2 separate regions of the Homo sapiens genome follow, and region 2 is linked to region 1. A link is a loop called in an ENCODE intact Hi-C map of the cell type or tissue named here. Cell type or tissue: Calu3. All regions are shown on one strand. Each heading gives the region's core, and the rest is flanking DNA. Links, peaks and the distances in the headings are about the cores only. Region 1 overlaps ME1 (malic enzyme 1). Region 2 holds the start of PRSS35 (serine protease 35).

Region 1 (2,805 bases), core at 4-2,503:
TCACAAACTCTATGAGATTTAGTATTTCCTTCCATTTTAAATGAAATAAACAAGAGACATAATAGTAGTTCCTGGCCAGGCACAGTGACTCACGCCTCTAATCCCAGCAGTTTGGGAGGCCAAGGCAGGAGGATCGCTTGAGCTCAGGAGTGCGAGACCAGCCTGGGCAACATAGTGAGATCCCCATCTCTACAAAAAAAAAGTAGAAAAAAATTAGCTGGGTGTGGTGGCATGCACCTGTAGTCCCAGCTACTTGGGAGGCAGAGGTGGTAGGATGTCTTTGGCCCGGGAAGTCAAAGCTGCAGTGAGTCAAGATCATGCCACTGCACTCCAGGCTGGGTGACAGAGTGAGATTTGTCTAAAAAAAAAAAAAAAAAAGTAGTTTCTGTGTCTTTGTCATAATAGAAATAACAATTATTTTTATGCCATGTTACATCTGTGGCATGTATCTGGAAATAACATTCATGTTCTTCATTACTTTGAAATTACTGTAGCTTTAGATCTGCAATAAGGTTTTGTTTTGCTTTGTTTTGCTTTGTTTAGAGACAGTCTGTTGCCCAGGATAGAGTGCGGTAGTATAATCATAGCTCACTGCAGCCTCGAATTCCTGGGCTCAAGCAATCCTCTTGCCTTAGCTTCTTGAGTAGCTGGAACTATACGCATACACCACCACATCTGGAAAAAAAATTTTTTTTTGAGACAGGGTCTCACTATGTTGCCCTGATTGATCTCAAATTCCTGTCCTTTGTCCTCAAGCAGTCTTCCTCCCTTGGCCTCCCAAAGTGCTGGGATTACAGGAGCCACTGTGCCTAACTAACATGTTTTTTTTGTTGTTTTTTGTTGTTGTTGTTGTTGTTGTTGTTTTGAGACGGAGTCTCACTTTGTCGCCCAGGCTAGAGTGAAGTGGCGTGATCTCGGATCATTGCAACCTCCGCCACCCAGGTTCAAGCCATTCTCCTGCCTCAGCCTCCTAAGCAGGTGGGACTACAGGCGCGTGCCACCATGCACAGCTAATTTTTGTATTTTTAGTAGAGACGGGGTTTCACCATGTTGGCCAGGATGGTCTCGATCTCTTGACCTTGTGATCCACCCGCCTTGGCCTCCCAAAGTACTGGGATTACAGGCATGAGCTACAACGCCAGGCCCAACTTTTTTTAATAACATGAACAGGCACACAGGCCAGTCATGCAGACAACCTTGATATTGATCTCTTTAAAAAATAAAACTTTACTTTAAATTGCCCATATTTAAATATATTATCTTGCTATATGAGTCTTCAATAAAGAGGAATATATCTTACAATACACACTTGTAAATATATTTGTTAATATTTTGATACCTATATTTAATTACAAGTGGTTTCCTTTGTAATATTATGTATACTGTTTATTTAAAATCATTGATTTAAGGAGACCACAGACTTCATCAACTTTCCAACTTTTGTGCCTTTGGCACAAAATATGTTGAAAACTGTTGCAGAGGACTGTTTCAGTTTCTTAAGGGATATATACCTCAGACATGATATTCCCAGAAACACCACAAGATGGCTTTCTTGCTTCAGATCCACTGTGGAGATTTGCAGAAATGTTTTCTCTCTGCTTTTACAGTTACTTTATGGGCGGTTGTGAAGCTCGCTGTATTGGTCAGTTTTCCTAAGAAACTGAACCTTTATATATATGAAGAGATTTATTATGAGAGAAATAGTATAATTGGCTCACATGATTATGGAGGCTGACAAGTCCAAAGACCTGCTGCCAGCAAGCTAGAGACCCAAGAGAGCCAATGGTAATGGTGTAGATCCAGTCTGAAAGCCAGGAGGTTCAAGACCCAGGAAGAGCCCACATTTTAGTTTGAGTCCAAGGGCAGGAAAAATTTGATGTCCCAGCTTCAGGACAGTCAGGCAGGAGAAGTTCCCTCTTACTCAGCTTTTTCGTCCTTTAACTGATTGGATGAGGCCCACCCACATTAGGGAGGGCAATCTGCTTTACTCAGTTCAAATGTTCATCTTATCCAGAAACACTCTCACTGACACTACAAGAGTTACAAGAGTAATGTTTGAACAAATGTCTGTGCACCCTGTGGCTTAAGCAAGTTGACAGATAAAATTAATCATCACACTCACAGATATCATTGAGTGAATGCTTACAATGCATACAGGAACTACCCCAACGAAACAGTGGCTTGTCAGGTATGATCCATAGTCTCATTAGGCTTACAATATAAAGAGCTTAACAGGATATTATATGAAAAGCTACACAAATAACTATAACAATTGTGATAAGTACAGGGAAAAGAAAAGGAAGAACTTAATTTAGACAGTTAGAGAAATAGTTCACTGAGGAGTAATGTCAAAATGCAATCTGAAGGATGACTAGAAAGAGTAGCAGTTGACCAGGTGAAAAGTTGGGGGTAGGTAGAGAAGAAACAGCATGTATATAACCCCTAATGCAGAAAAGCTTGGCTTCTCAGGGAAAGCGTAGGGAAGGAAACTGCACCAACTGTGAGAAATGATAAAAGATGAGCACTAGAAAGAAAGGTACGAACCTGAGTGGGCAAGTCCTAGTTAACCAGGTAAGAAGTTTCAAACATTATCCTAAGTATGGGAAGCCCCAGTACCTTTCCTGACTAGTTATTCCATTTCATAAAAATGTTGTGAGTTTAGCAATAGCCAACCCGCATGTTTATCACTCACCGTATTAAGGAATCCACATACTAAGGCTAGCTCAGATTTTAAAAAAACAAAAGGTGGTGGGTAGAACAATGCTTCAGAACTAGTTTCAGACTACCAGGCAAATCATAGATGGC
Region 2 (2,805 bases), core at 64-2,563, 94 kb after region 1:
ACCATAGCAAGACCCTGCTTCCACAAAAGAAATTATTTAAAAAGCTGGGTGAGATGGCATGTGCCTGTGTACCTGGGAGGTGGAGGTGGGAGGATTGCTTGAGCCCAGAATTTGAAGCTGCAGTCAGCTATGATCCTGCCACTGCACTCCAGCCTGGGTGACAGAGTGATAATTTAAAAACCCTGTCTCTAAAAATTTAATGAATTAAAATTTTTTAAAAATAAGAAGCCAGAAACCTAGAACTAGAGAAATAGTAAATACGAAGCATCAGGACCAGATGAAGTAAAGCGATAAATTTTGAAAACAGTCAAATTAATGATAAGACAACCTGGAATAGATCCAGAAATAGGGTACAAAAGGGCTTGGGGTCAAAGGCTCAAGAAGGGGGGCATGAAAATGAAAGAGCCCTGGAAGTTTGCTTTCTGTGATGCTAGTGGAGAATGCTGAATAAAGTGAAGGAAGCAGACCTGGGTCCACAGTGAATCCTTCTGGATTTATACAGTGTTAGAATCCCAAAAATGTTTGAGAGCTGCAGGCCTTGGAACTCCTCCAGCTCAACCATCTCAATTTACAGATGAAAAAGCGGAGGCCCAGGGCACACAGCTATTTAGTGTCAGGCGGAATTCCCATTCTGAGTTCTGGACTTTCTCTGTGACTTCTCCACACTCCATCTGACTAGCAAACTTTTTAGTTCCACGTCTAATGCAGCAGCTACTATATGCCAGGCCCTGTGGTAGATGGTGGTGATTCAAAGATGCATATGACTATTATGATCTAATTGGTGACAGAGAGCTTCAGAACTAATTCTAACTGGTAAAAATTACCAATAGATTTTAATATATGGGTAAATGCTTATGTTAACAATGCTAAATGAGAAAACAGCAATGAAATTGTATATATAGTTGGCCCTTGGACACATATTTGAACTGCACAGGTCCACTTATACACAGATTTTTTTTTTCACCCAAAAGCGGATAGAAAACAGTATTTTCAGGCAGAAATGCTTAAACAGAGGGCAGACTTTTCCTATACGCGGGTTCCCCAGGGCCCACAGCTGGACTTGGACTTGAATATGGGATGATTTTAGTATGGGGGGGCGGAGGGGAAGAGGGCCTGGAACTAGTCCGTTGAGTATAACGAGGGACAATGCTAAGTATGTTATAATCTCATTAAAAGTACACAGAACTTGAGATACGCAATAACCTACTAACGAACCAAGTGTTACAAGACATGCTAAGACCTTGTGTTGTAAGTACTTGTGCACTTACTCGATCTCCCTGCTTTAGGGCCAGGACCGAGTTTTTTTGTTTTTGTTTTTGTTTTTGTTTATGTATTCTCTCGTTGTATCAGTTCATCTTGCCCCAGACCTGTCACCCACTAGAATTTGTTGTTAAACAAATGAAGCTTCCTTTCTCATGTGGCCCCCACCCCTCTCCTAAAGGAGAATAAAAGGTCGAGAGAACGGATGAGGTTAGAATGCTGGTGGGACTGAGATGGGAAAGGACCTTAAAGGTTACTCGCCCAAAGAGGAAAACCAGCCTTTTCCCTGCAGACGGAAACTGACGCGCTCCCCCTGGAGGCAGCGCAGGATGCTCCCGGGGGTCCAGGCGTCCCAGCCTGAGGTCCCCATCCTCGTGTGCAGCCTGGGCGCCTGGTACAAGTCGGGGTAACCCTGAGGCTTGTGCATCCAGAGAAGCTAGGTCCCCGGTGGAGACTAGCTTGGGATAAGGTTGGGGAGACGCCCTCCGTTCTTCTAGATGCCTGGGGTCTCAACAGCAAGCAGTGAGGAATGAGACTCTTAACTGAACAACTCCTGAGACTGTTAAAGGAGTGCATACTATTACAGGGACAGGCATCCCCTGTGAACCTACTCATGAATTTTTCCTAATGCTTAATTCAGCTTGGGGGCAGAAATGCTGGGGTGAGACACGGCCAGGTCCGCCCCGTTCCTCCAGGGAACTCCCCTCTCCGCCCTCCCTCTCCGTCTCCTCTTGCCCACCTCCTCCTCCTCCCCTCCCCCCACTCCATCCCACCGCGCCCGCCCCTCGTCATCGCCCCCTTTCCCCTCCCATCTCCCGGCCGTGGTGCGGCGCAGCTCTCTCCCCCTCCGCAGTCTCAGTGGCGAGCTCTGGGTGCTGTGGCCCGGCCTTGGCGGGGCGGCCTCCGGCTCAGGCTGGCTGAGAGGCTCCCAGCTGCAGCGTCCCCGCCCGCCTCCTCGGGAGCTCTGATCTCAGCTGACAGTGCCCTCGGGGACCAAACAAGCCTGGCAGGTAAAGATGAAGCTCCCCAAACCCAACAACCTTAGAACTTAGAAATTTCCCTGAGAAAGGCAGGACCTACCCGAGGAGAGCTTCTTTGAAGGACTTTGAAGAAAGGGATCAAACTTGACACTTTCTTTCAGTCCTCAAAGAAACTAACCACCCTTCCCATAGGCAATTCTGTGTGCCGGCCTCTGCACAGTTTAATATTAACGACAACAATGTTTGCATTGGAATATAAATGGAATTCTTTCTGCTTAAGCAGTACCAGAGGGGACCCTCTTTATTTTTATGATTGTTAACAGATGCCATTGAGAAAGGTATGAAACGCATTCCTGAAAAGTCTCTTTGGCGGGGTTACTATGAAAGCTAGCCTCTCCCCTCTACCCTTTTATCAACTTGGCTGCGGAGGTCAGCAAAAGGAGCATAGGAAAACGTTTAGAAAATGAGGCGGCGAAATGAAGTAGAAAAGCTTTTGACTTGCTTTGAAATACTCTAGCTGAAAAAAAAAAGTGTGTGGGGTGGTGATGGTGGATGAAACATTGGC

The links. Peaks named below come from ENCODE experiments on the same cell type or tissue, not always from the same donor. Only the 100,000 strongest peaks of a DNase experiment are listed, where the experiment ranks them.
Region 2: it touches region 1 in a loop (13-fold over the local background); 92 of 110 quality-filtered maps call a loop at or near these places.

Annotation. Positions count from the first base shown.
Region 1 is chr6:83,416,534-83,419,338 of GRCh38, forward strand. The region is part of intron 1 of ME1 (malic enzyme 1); the gene reads right to left. Among named protein-coding and RNA genes, the nearest start is that of ME1, 13 kb to the right of the region's middle. In Calu3, for the core only: a CTCF peak has its summit at 1,523; no DNase peak of the experiment used is centred there.
Region 2 is chr6:83,510,425-83,513,229 of GRCh38, forward strand. It overlaps PRSS35 (serine protease 35), which reads left to right and starts at 2,110. Exons shown (of 2, transcript NM_153362.3): 1 at 2,110-2,270. In Calu3, for the core only: a CTCF peak has its summit at 1,619 (motif pointing left); DNase peaks (open chromatin) are centred at 1,567 and 2,177.